3 separate regions of the Homo sapiens genome follow, and regions 1 and 3 are each linked to region 2. The links are chromatin contacts, found by Hi-C or POLR2A ChIA-PET in ENCODE. All regions are on one chromosome and are shown on one strand. Each heading gives the region's core, a stretch centred on a gene start or an enhancer-like site at or near the end of the contact. The rest is flanking DNA. Distances are from core to core; before and after follow the strand shown.

Region 1 (3,570 bases), core at 265-2,764, 320 kb after region 2:
TAAACAACAAAAACAATTATTTATCCTATTCAGGACCAACGATGGGCCTAGGCATTATGAAAGTGGGCACAAGAGTAAAAGCTAATGAGACAAATATAAACTGCATTGACTCAAAAAATTTACCTAAGAGTATACCGTATGCTTTACCCTTATTGCTTTATTTAATCTTCTTGAAAATGCAGCAATTATTAACATTATCTATAGATGAGAAGGCTGTCACTTAGAAATCATTTGCCCACATTGGTGCTGCTAATAAAGAACTTGACCGAAATATAGATGCAAGCACCAGGCACACTTCTAAGCGGTCTATATTATTATCTCATTGACTTCTCTCAATATCCCCATTGAGTAGATACTATTACTATCGTCACTGCACAGATGAGGAAACTGGCTCAGAAGGTTAAGTTGCCAAAGGTCATTTGAACCCAGAGTCGTCTCAATCCAGCACCCAAACTTAACCATTATTTGCTATGCTGATCAGACAACAGTGTAGGTATTGTAAAAACTTTATTTATTTATTATTTATTTTGAGACAGTGTCCCGCTCTGCCCTCGGGCTGGAGTGCAATGGCGCGATCTCAGCTCACTGCAACCTTCGCCTCCCGGGTTTAAGCGATTCTCCTGTCTCAGCCTCCCGAGTAACTGGGATTACAGGCGCGCGCCACCATGTCCGGCTAATTTTGTATTTTTACTAGAGACGGGGTTTCACCGTGTTGGCCAAGCTGGTCTCGAACTCCTAACCTCGTGATCCGCCCACCTCGGCCTCCTAAAGTGTTGGGATTACAGGCGTGAGCCACCGCGCCAGACCAAAACTTTTGATTCTTCTCATCCTTTTGGGTATTTATTATGAGATATCCTTATAATAATTCCTTATAATAATATTTACTATTATGAGGCACTCTTATGTCTAGGTTTGGCTATAAGCCCTAAAAGGCTGAAATCATAAGCAGTAATTGTTTACTAATTCTCCCCAGCTTTAAATAAGAGCACCACCAAGTCTTTCAAAGCTCAAGAAAACTAAATGGATAAAATCATTTAAAACACTCAGCTCTTTGAATGCCTGAATTCCCTCTACAAACATTTCTGCTAAGCAGTTTGCTCTCCTCCAGTGACAGGGCACTCAGTGGCTCTTGAGGCACACCCCTGGGTTGATGGGGAGCGCTCACTGTAAACATGTCCTTACCTCTGTAATAGGCGGAGGCGGTTGCAGCTCGGCCAGAGGCAATGCAGGGAGAGAGAAAGCCAACTCCGCCGACCTGGAACACCCACACAAACTAGATCAGCTCGACAAGCCCCCCAAGGCCAAGGATCCAAGCCCCGTCCCTTCCCACTCCAACATCTCACCATTTGCTACTGTGTAGTAGGCCCCGCTCCCGGGTAAGGCCCGCAATAAGCAGCAGTTGCTTTTTAATTTCCCGCAAATCTGAGAAATCGCTGTTTATGGACAGGACAGGCGCCACTGCCGCCGTCACAGCCACCGGGACCATGGAGGTACTCGCAGCCATTTTCCCGACTCGGGCCACTCCAGCCAATCATCGGCGATAATACTGGCTGCCCATCTGCACCAAAAATATCTGCCTGTCATTGGCCGGCTCTTGCTCCGGAAAAACCAATCATAGGTCTTATTTCTGAAACGTCACGAAGAGGCGGGGGAAAAGAAACAACTACATCCCCAAATGGCCAAGAGCTACTGAGGCGGGAAAATTAGAAAATAGGCGGGGCGAGGGAGAAGCCACGACCTCTGGGCGGGGCGGGGAAGAGGGGAATGAGTGACTGGGAAAAGTAAACTGGGAAGCTAGGGGTGGGAGTAGGGGCAAGAAAGGGTGGAGAAGGGAGAGTGCCTTTCACGGGTGATGTGATTGGATGAAAAATAGAAAGGGTGTAGTTTCAGGGCCGACTCTGTACCAGATAATGACAAAGTGATGTATATGCTAGGAAAGATGCATGGTAGCCTCTGGATTCTTCCTTAAAATAGGAGGATGTATCGCCCCATGTGGAGGATTTTTCCTCTTTGTCTACCCTTTCTTACCCCGGGTAGCCCGGGGAGGTGGGGGTGAGAGCATTGTTCTGTAACATTTATTTAACAATAATTGTTAACATTTCACATTTATTGAGGGTTTATCCTACAACAGGTTCTGCTCTTTTACAACTATAATCTGGTTTAATCCTAAAAACAGCACTATGATATTCGTATCATCCCAATTTTATAGAAAGAAAAACGGAAGCTCGGCCAGGCGCGGTGGCTCAAGCCTGTAATCCAACACTGTGGGAGGCCGAGGCGGGCGGATCACGAGGTCAGGAGATCGAGACCATCCTGGCCAACACGGTGAAACCCCGTCTCTACTAAAAATACATAAAAATTAGCCGGGCGTGGTGGCACGTGTCTGTAGTCCCAGCTACTCGGCAGGCTGAGGCAGGAGAATCGCTTGAACCTGGGAGGCGGAGGTTGCAATGAGCCGAGATCGTGCCATTGCACTCCAGCCTGGGCGACAGAGCGAGACTCCGTCAAAAAAAAAAAAAAAAAAAAACAAAACCAGAAAAGAAAAAAAAGAAAAAACGGAAGCTCAGAGAAGTTCTATCACTCTTCCAAGGAGAGAGTCTAGACTATAAACCAGATTTTACTCCAAAGCCCAATGTTCTTAAACATTACATGAACATTTTCGGCGTTTTTTGGTTTTTATCCTTTCATAGTAGTATACTATCTTACCAACCCCTCGGGAATTTTTTTTGAAACCATTTTGTCATTCACTGGGTGTTATATAGAAGTTATCTATTTTTAAATTGTTATTTTATTATTTTATTTATTTTAAGAAAGGGTCTCGGCCGGGCGCGGTGGCTCACGCCGGTAATCCCAGCACTTTGCGAGGCGAAGGCGGGCGGATCACGAGGTCAGGAGATCAAGACCATCTTGGCTAACACGGTGAAACCCCTGTCTCTACTAAAAATACAAAAAAAAAAAAAATTAGCCGGGCGTGGTGGCAGGCACCTGTAGTCCCAGCTACTCTGGAAGCTGAGACAGAATGGCGTGAACCTGGGAGGCGGAGCTTGCAGTGAGCAGAGATCGCGCCACTGCACTCCAGCCTGGGCGACAGAACGAGACTCTGTCTCAAAAAAAAAAAAAAGAAAGAAGGTCTCGTTCTGTCATCCAGGCTGGAGTGGCCGCGGCCCGATCAAGGCTCACTGCATCCTCAAACTCCTGGGCTCCAGTGATCCTGCCGCCTCAGCCTCCCAAGTAGCTGGGACCACAGGTGTGTGTCACGACACCCAGCTAATTTTTTTTTTTTTTGTAATTTTCGTAGGGACAGAATCTCCCTATGTTGCCCAGGCTGGTCTCAAACTCCTGGGCTTAAATGATCCTCTCGCCTTGCCCTCCCAAAGTTCTGGGATTACAAGCATAAGCCACCATGCCCAGCCCATTTTACCCTTTAAAAAAATCAATTTGCGGGCCTATATTCCCAGTGCTTTGGGAGGCTGAGGCGGGAAGATCATTTGAGCCCAGCTGTTGAAGACCAGCCTGGGCAACATACCAAGACCTCCCTATCACTACTACTATAAAAATTAAAAATTAAAA
Region 2 (3,809 bases), core at 1-2,500:
AGCTGCTGGGAGAGGTTGAGCTGGGGATCCCTTAAGATCAGGAGTTTGAGGCCAGACTGGGAAATATAGCGAGACTCCATCTCTAAAAAAAAAAAAATTATGTAAATTTGATTACCTATATATGGGTGTTTTTCCTCTAATAATTTCAATTTCAGATAATCTGTTACTTTAGAAAGCATAATTTTGTGAACAGCTGAGAGTCCCAGTACAGGAAAGCCCAAATCCTTTTGTTAAAACTATTCTAAAGCTTTTTTTCCTCTCGGGCTTCTAGTTCACTGGCTGTCAGCCTTTTGCGAGGCCTCTCCTGTTCCTCTCATCGATGGTAGTTTTTGACCCTCACTACTGTGTGGCCGTTTTGCTTTTTATCTACACATAAAACAGCATTTATCGACAGCAGTCTACATCTCTTTCAGGGAAATAACAAAAGTGGCTTTATCTTTTACTTTCAAAACTGGTTAGTGGTTTTCTTTGCAGGTTTCCCTGGGGCCTTTGGACTGGATTCCATTTTATTTTCCTTTTTATCAACACGAGAATCCGTCCTGGTCTTACATCCTGGAGGGCTTTTGGCTGCCTTAATTTACAGCCAAATTAGTTTGGCCTTTTCTATAGCTGGTTTACCAACCTTCTCATCTTTGCAAAGCTTCTGGGTCAGATGTGGGTCTGGGCCCCAGGACTCCTGTGTCGGCCTGACCTTTCACATAATCACTGCAGAGTTTTTCATCTATTTTTACATCACGGGGGCAGGGGAGTGGAAGCTACTTCCAGCAACAGCTCTCGGTTAATAACCAGTTTCTGCAAGTAGCAGCAGCAGCAGCAGCGTAGGGTCACGGTTAGGAATTTGGGCTTGGGCATCCAAGACTTGGCCCCAACTTCCAGTGAATTACTTCATTTCTCAGCTTCTCGGTTTCTTCAGGCCTAAAATGAGGACAAAAATACCTACCTTTCACGGAGGTGGATGTGGAGACTAACAAGGCGATAAATGTTAAAGGTATTCGAGAGAGAGAAGCCCGTGATAATGAATGACTACGATTTTTAAGCCCACAGCCAGGTTATTCCCAGAAGTTGGCCCTCCGCACCAGACCCCAGCAGCCCGCAGCCCGCCTCGGGCGAAAGGCCTCCCGGGCTCCTGCGGCGCAGCCGCGCTGACGACTTGTCGAGTAGCTCGCCGCCCTGGAGGAGCTGGGGGCTCGCGCAGGCGTCAGAGCCGGGCAGCGCGCGCCGCAAGACTAGCGCGCAAGCGCCGCGGCCTCAGGCGAACGAACGGGCGGTGTAGTGCAGGTCCGCCATGGCTGAGGCGTCACGGTGGCACCGAGGCGGTGAGGGGTCCTCTTAAGGAGTGGGAGGGACAGGGGCGATTTGGCAGTTCCAGACACCCTGAAAGGAACTCTGCGGCCCCAAATTCGTTTGAGAGATGTGACTGCCGACACCTTTAGCCCTCACAGCCTCCCCTGGGGAAGCGGAGAGGGACAGATGGTCCCATTGCACAGACGGGAAAACTGAAGCCCTGAGCGAGGTGGCGCTCGCCTCTTGCCGGAGGCTCGAGCTGGGCGTTGTCACCTGTCGAGTGACCGTCGCTAGGCCGGTCTCTAAAGTCCTTGGTTGATCTGGGGAGTCGTGACCTTGACAGAATTCAAGCCGAGGTGTTTTTCCCCTGTCCAGCAGAAACCAGCCTTCCCAAGAAGCTGTATTGAGGGTGGAGAAAACGGTTAGGACAGATGAGAGGTTTTACTTGTTTCGTATTTTGCTTTTTCATCTTAAGACTGGCGAGAAGACATCATGATATAAAATCTGTTAGTGGCCGGGCGCAGTGGCTCAAGCCTGTAATCCCAACACTTTGGGAGGCCGAGGCGGGCGGATCACAAGGTCAAGAGATCGAGACCATCCTGGCCAACATGGTGAAACCCCATCTCTACTAAAAATACGAAAATTAGCTGGGTGTGGTGGCGCGCGCCTGTAGTCCCAGCTACTCGGGAGGCTGAGGCAGGAGAATCGCTTGAACCGGGGAGGCGGAGGCTGCAGTGAGACGAGATCGCGTCACTGAACTCCAGCCTGGCGACAGAGCTAGACTCCGTCTCAAAAAAAAAATCTGTTATTAATAGTATATAGTAAAAAAATTATCCCTGCCTCGTAAAACTAAGAATTGAAAAATAGCCAGAAGCTATTGGAGCTTTCCTCCCCGCAGTGTAAGGACTAAAAGTGGCTGTGGTTTTTCCATTGTTGTCACTTATAAATTACATAATAATGTAAAGAAAAATTTTGTCTTATATCTCACAGGGGCTTCGAAACATAAGTTGCATTACAGAAAGGAAGTAGAAATTACAACCACACTTCAGGAATTGTTACTCTACTTTATTTTTTTAATAAACCTATGTATATGTAAGTACACAGATATAAAGATGCTGTTTGTTTGAACTAAGAAGTTAAAATGTGGAGATGAAAAATAAAACATACAAACTTCAAAACCACAGGCTGTCAGGCTACTAAAACTCAAAATACAGTGACACGTTTAAACATAATCTTAAATTCATTTAGATTCATTTCATTTAGAAATTGACTATTTTCAGTTCTTAAGGGGCAAAATTTTACATCGCAAATGTAAGAAGCTTCCATAGTCAATACTGACTGAATTAGAATTATTCCTTTCATTTGGCAGTTCTGTCTTGAGCATAATTCATCCCTTGGGTTGGCAACTGCAATTTGATTTTGTTTAGAGTCATATAGACACATCAGCTGAGTTTCATAAATCAAAGTACAAATGAGGCCAAAGTTCATCTTGGTGTCTGCCATTAGCTTGGTTCTTTTCACTGACCTATTGCAGTTAAAAAAATAGTTTGTGCTGAGTCAATGCAAATAATTAAGGAGGACTGGGAAAACATCTCAACCTGCATTCCTCCTACCTGTGGGTCAATAGCATTGGCTTAATATGCAAAGAGGAGTATTAAAGAGCATTTGTCGATGGCACCCAACATAACAGTAGATGAAAGCTCACTGGCAGTATTGTCTCATGTTGGTATGTGCTACACACTGGCAATTGTATAGCAATTAAGTAATTAATTGGTGTTGTAGGGGTGAGTTTGAGTCTGCTCTTGATTGAAAAGACAACTATAAAATTAGCCAGGTGTGGTGGCACACCCCTGTAGTCCTAGCTACTGAGAAGGCTGAGGTGGAGGATTGCTTGAGCACAGGAGGTCGAGGCTGCAGTGAACTGTGATTGCAACGACTGCACTTCAGCCTGGGTGACAGGCTGAGACCCTGTCCCAAGGAAAAAAAAAAAAAAGATAACTGTAGGCAACTTTATAAATTAAGATATCTTAGACTGCTTTATAAAAGCTTGGTTATGAAAACTACATGCTTACTACAGAACATTTGGAAAATGTAAAAATGTAAGTAAAAAGATCATTTATAATCCCATTATTCAGAGATTTTTAAAGAACACTTTTTTTAATATAATACAGCAACCTGAATCTCCATTTATAATGTGATTTTTTTTCTTTTTTTTTTCTTTTTTGAGACAGTCTCGCTCTGTCACCCAGGCTGGAGTACAGTGGCTCACTGCAACCTCCACCTCCTGAGTTCAAGCGATTCTCCTGCCTCAGCCTCCGGAGTAGCTGGGATTACAGGCCTGTGCCACCACGCCCGGCTAATTTTGTATGTTTTTAGTAGAGACAGGGTTTTCACCATGTTGGTCAGTCTGGTCTCGAACTCCTGATCTCAGGTGATCCACCCACCTCAGCCTCCCAAAGTTCTGGGATTATGGGTGCAACACCACGCCCCGCCACTAGTTAATATTTTTAAAAACTCATCATGTG
Region 3 (3,366 bases), core at 355-2,854, 460 kb after region 2:
ACTTAGGTACATTTCTGTCTCTCTGCTGTGAGAAACTAGCCTTGGACATTGGGGCAGTAGTTAAATCTCTGTATGGGAGAAAATCCCAGCAGATAATTTTGATAGAAAAATTGCAAGGCAGATAGATCTTGTATGGATTCACCCTTGTTCCCCTCCTACCAACTACAGCTTATGGGCCATGTGCTTTAAGAGGTGGCTCTCAGCCCAGAAAAACATTCTGAGTCAGGCCTCAGGTTGGCTGTGGGAGATGGAAGTTAAAAAGAAGTGGAGGGAGGAATGTTTCCTTGGTGCTCCACAGGGTTGGTTCTAGAATGATTTTCCTATATGTTTTATACTTTAGTAAAAGTATAAAGTCAATAGTTGGTTACCCCTCTCCCCAAGCCTTTGTTACAAGAAAAGTAGGTCAAGGGTGTAGACAAGGTTATGGACAGGAGATAGCTGGGGTAGGCACAGAAGCCTTGGAGAAAGAACCAGCTACCACTATTTCCTGTCTGTAGGGAAAATCAAAAAGTCACTTTTAGAACAACAGTCATGGGTTATTACTATACCCTTTATCTTTTGTATCCATTTTGTGTATACTCAGTCTCTGCATCCATGAGACCATGGAATGTGCTAGTCCCTGATATTGCCAGCTTTAAATGATTGAGGCAATTTCCTGTTGCTTATTGTGGGTAACAATCTAGCCAAAAATCTCAGCATCTCACTTTCTCTGCAGGCTCCTTTTCTAATCAGGAGCTATCAGTCTCCCACACCTGTATTAAATGCATTCAGATAAGAGTTACAGAATTTTCTTTGCCCCCAGCCCCACTAATTCCATGGTAAGATGGAGTGCTACTAAGAGAACCCCTTTACTGTTGGTCTATTTCCAGTTCCCCTAAGAGTTGAATGGAGAAACACGTAGACTTAATAACATTGGCAGACTAGGAAGGGGAAGAAGTTAGGTCGGTTTTAGGAAAAACACCAAGATGTTGGGGGGCACGTTGGCCTTCAGTCAGTGGAAAGAGTGGCATTATACATCCAATGGAAGTAATACATTGGCCAATTGGAAAGGAACCTAAGAAGTGCTGGCAGTATAGAATGGGATGGTGCTGTTATGGGCCATTGAGAAGGAAGACATTGTGTCTCATGGACCAATGGGGAGAACATTTCCTACAAGACAGCAGGTAGGAGCTCATATTTTCAGGATAGGAAATCAATGGGGGTATTGGAGACACTAAATAGCTCAAAACATCCACTCTCTAGGTACCTTGCCCCTCACCCCCTTACCCCGTAAATGTCTTTGGTATCCGAGGAGAGCAAGCTAAAGCCCTCTCATATATACGACTCCCTGAAGGAAGATTGAGACCAGGGATGATGCCATGGGGAAGCTGAAGGACCCGCCCACTTCCCTACCCCGGCCGGACCTGCAATTCCCCTCCAGACCGCAGGGGGCACTGCAGGCCCCGGGGAGATTGGGGCGGAGCGCTGCGAGGGGCCAGGAGCTGTCGCCCCGCTCCAGAGCGCGGGGGGCGCTGTGCGGGGCCCAGGCTGCGGCTCCGCTCCCGGCCACGGGGGGCGCTGCGCTGCGCCGGTGGTTGGTGGTGGCTGTTGGGGGGGGTGGGGGGGAACGGCGGCCGCGGGTGGTGCGGAGGGAGGCCTTGCGGGCGGATCGGGCGCTTGGCGGCGGAGGTGGTGGGAGGCGGCGGGCGGGAGCGCGGGTCAGGCCGGCCCCGGCGATGGCGGACGCGGCGGCCTCCCCGGTGGGCAAGCGGCTGCTGCTGCTGTTCGCGGACACTGCGGCCTCAGCCTCGGCCTCGGCTCCCGCGGCGGCAGCGGCGAGCGGAGATCCGGGGCCTGCGCTGCGCACTCGAGCCTGGCGGGCCGGCACGGTGCGGGCCATGAGCGGGGCGGTGCCCCAGGACCTAGCGGTGAGTGGCGGCCGAGTCGGGCACTCGAGGCCGGGGCTGCGGGGCCTGCGGGCGGCCTCCCCGGGGGCCTTTGTGAGGGGGCGGTGGGATGGGGGTGACCCATTTCCGTGCCCCCGGGTCTCCTTAGCGCCCCCCGCCGGCACCTCCGCACCCCGAGCGCTTGCCGGCATGGCTTCCGCGTCGGGGTGTGCGCCCCGGTTTCCCCCGGGGGGCGGCCAGGGCGTCCGGAGCTGCTGCTTGCAGCCAGCAGGCCCCGCCTCCTGGGCGACCCTTTTCTCGGCGTTCCCCCCAACACGCCTTCGGAGCAGGCTCTCGAATCTTGAGCTCCCGGGAGCCTCAGAGTTCGGCCAGTGTTGCCGCTGCCCTCTCGAAGACGCGGACCTGTGGTCCCCAGCCTCTCCCAGGAGACCTGCGCCCTGTTCCTTTTCTCCCAGAGCCCCAAGTGGGGCGGGAATGTGGGCAGTTATGGGAGGCACGGAGGCTGCAGTTGGAGCTGGTCGGGGCTTTTTTATCTGGCAGTTACTTCCTCATCTGAGCTGGGCTCGGCCTGGCGGTCTCCAGAAAGGCCAGCTCTCGGCACTGTCTCGAGCTCTCCTCTCCTTTCCTTAACGCTTCTGGGTGACAGGAGCTGCAGTTGTGGCTGTTTTTGTTAAGTTTGAGATCTTTCTTAGTGGCCGAACGGGGCTGCTGGGTAGTGCTTTTTGCTCCCAGCTCAGCTACTCCCCCAACCTTGGGAGAGGTTTTGTTTTGAAACTTTGTGTTTGGGCTTGGCCCTTTTTGAATGCCTTGGTGTGTTTTGTGATTAAAGTTGTTCAGTCATACAACTTAACTAGCATTCGGGATCATGATGTGTTATTCTCGTTAATGTGGCGGTAAAATATAGTGTTTGAGTTTTGGCAAGCCACTTTATTTCCTCATTTTGATAGGGGCCCTAGCTTCTCTGGTGAGATAAGGCTATGAAAAATGGTGTGTGTGCGTGTTGGGGCAGGGGGTGGTCTTTTGGAATGTAATAGATCAGCAAGCAGAAAGTAAATTTTCTTGATGAACTTGCTTTTGCAGATATAAACGGGAACGCAGTTTGTGAGATTTGGAAGTAATGTTGTAGGCTTCCGATGTTCATTTTTCTTCCTATTGATCAACGGTGTTAGACTGTCCTTTTTCACTAATATACAAGCTTTATGGATTTTTTTTGTGGATGGCTTAGGCTTTGCTTCTGCTACTTGGGTTCATTTGCTTTGATTTTTCTTCATGCTGTATAAGAAACGTTACTAGGACATTTATAAGGCCTCAGTGGGGCAAATTTGCAAAAAGATACTAAAAATTTAAGGGGATGGAATGATGATTAAGACTGGGATTTGGATCTCTATTCCTCTGCGCTTTCTTTAAAAGATGGCTGGGATGGGAAAAGAAGTGTCCATTTCAGATTCATTCTACCACCTTGGAGGCAAAACATACTTAA

What was found. A loop is a pair of places that touch in the nucleus more often than their neighbours do. ChIA-PET counts read pairs that join two places held with the same protein, here RNA polymerase II (POLR2A). Pooled maps may share reads with other maps.
Region 1: a map with no recorded cell type shows a loop between it and region 2 (10-fold over the local background). The contact joins the promoter of CDC23 here to the promoter of PKD2L2 in region 2. A Hi-C loop is called at or near these places in 2 of 37 single-sample maps with no recorded cell type and 6 of 50 pooled maps. POLR2A ChIA-PET finds 5 or more read pairs at or near these places in 1 of 52 experiments (activated CD8-positive, alpha-beta T cell).
Region 3: a pooled map shows a loop between it and region 2 (8-fold over the local background). The contact joins the promoter of KDM3B here to the promoter of PKD2L2 in region 2. A Hi-C loop is called at or near these places in 6 of 50 pooled maps.

What each region holds. Positions count from the first base shown.
Region 1 is chr5:138,211,809-138,215,378 of GRCh38, forward strand. It overlaps CDC23 (cell division cycle 23), which reads right to left and starts at 1,515. Exons shown (of 16, transcript NM_004661.4): 1 at 1,344-1,515; 2 at 1,183-1,255. The coding sequence starts at 1,504. RefSeq lists an enhancer at 1,532-1,826.
Region 2 is chr5:137,888,207-137,892,015 of GRCh38, forward strand. It overlaps PKD2L2 (polycystin 2 like 2, transient receptor potential cation channel), which reads left to right and starts at 1,251. Exons shown (of 15, transcript NM_001300921.2): 1 at 1,251-1,316; 2 at 2,275-2,376. The coding sequence starts at 1,286. It overlaps PKD2L2-DT (PKD2L2 divergent transcript), which reads right to left and starts at 1,113. Exons shown (of 4, transcript XR_948815.3): 1 at 941-1,113; 2 at 1-82.
Region 3 is chr5:138,351,081-138,354,446 of GRCh38, forward strand. KDM3B (lysine demethylase 3B) reads left to right here and starts at 1,605. Exons shown (of 24, transcript NM_016604.4): 1 at 1,605-1,907. The coding sequence starts at 1,716. RefSeq lists silencers at 1,305-1,384, 1,405-1,644, 1,725-2,194 and an enhancer at 2,445-2,544.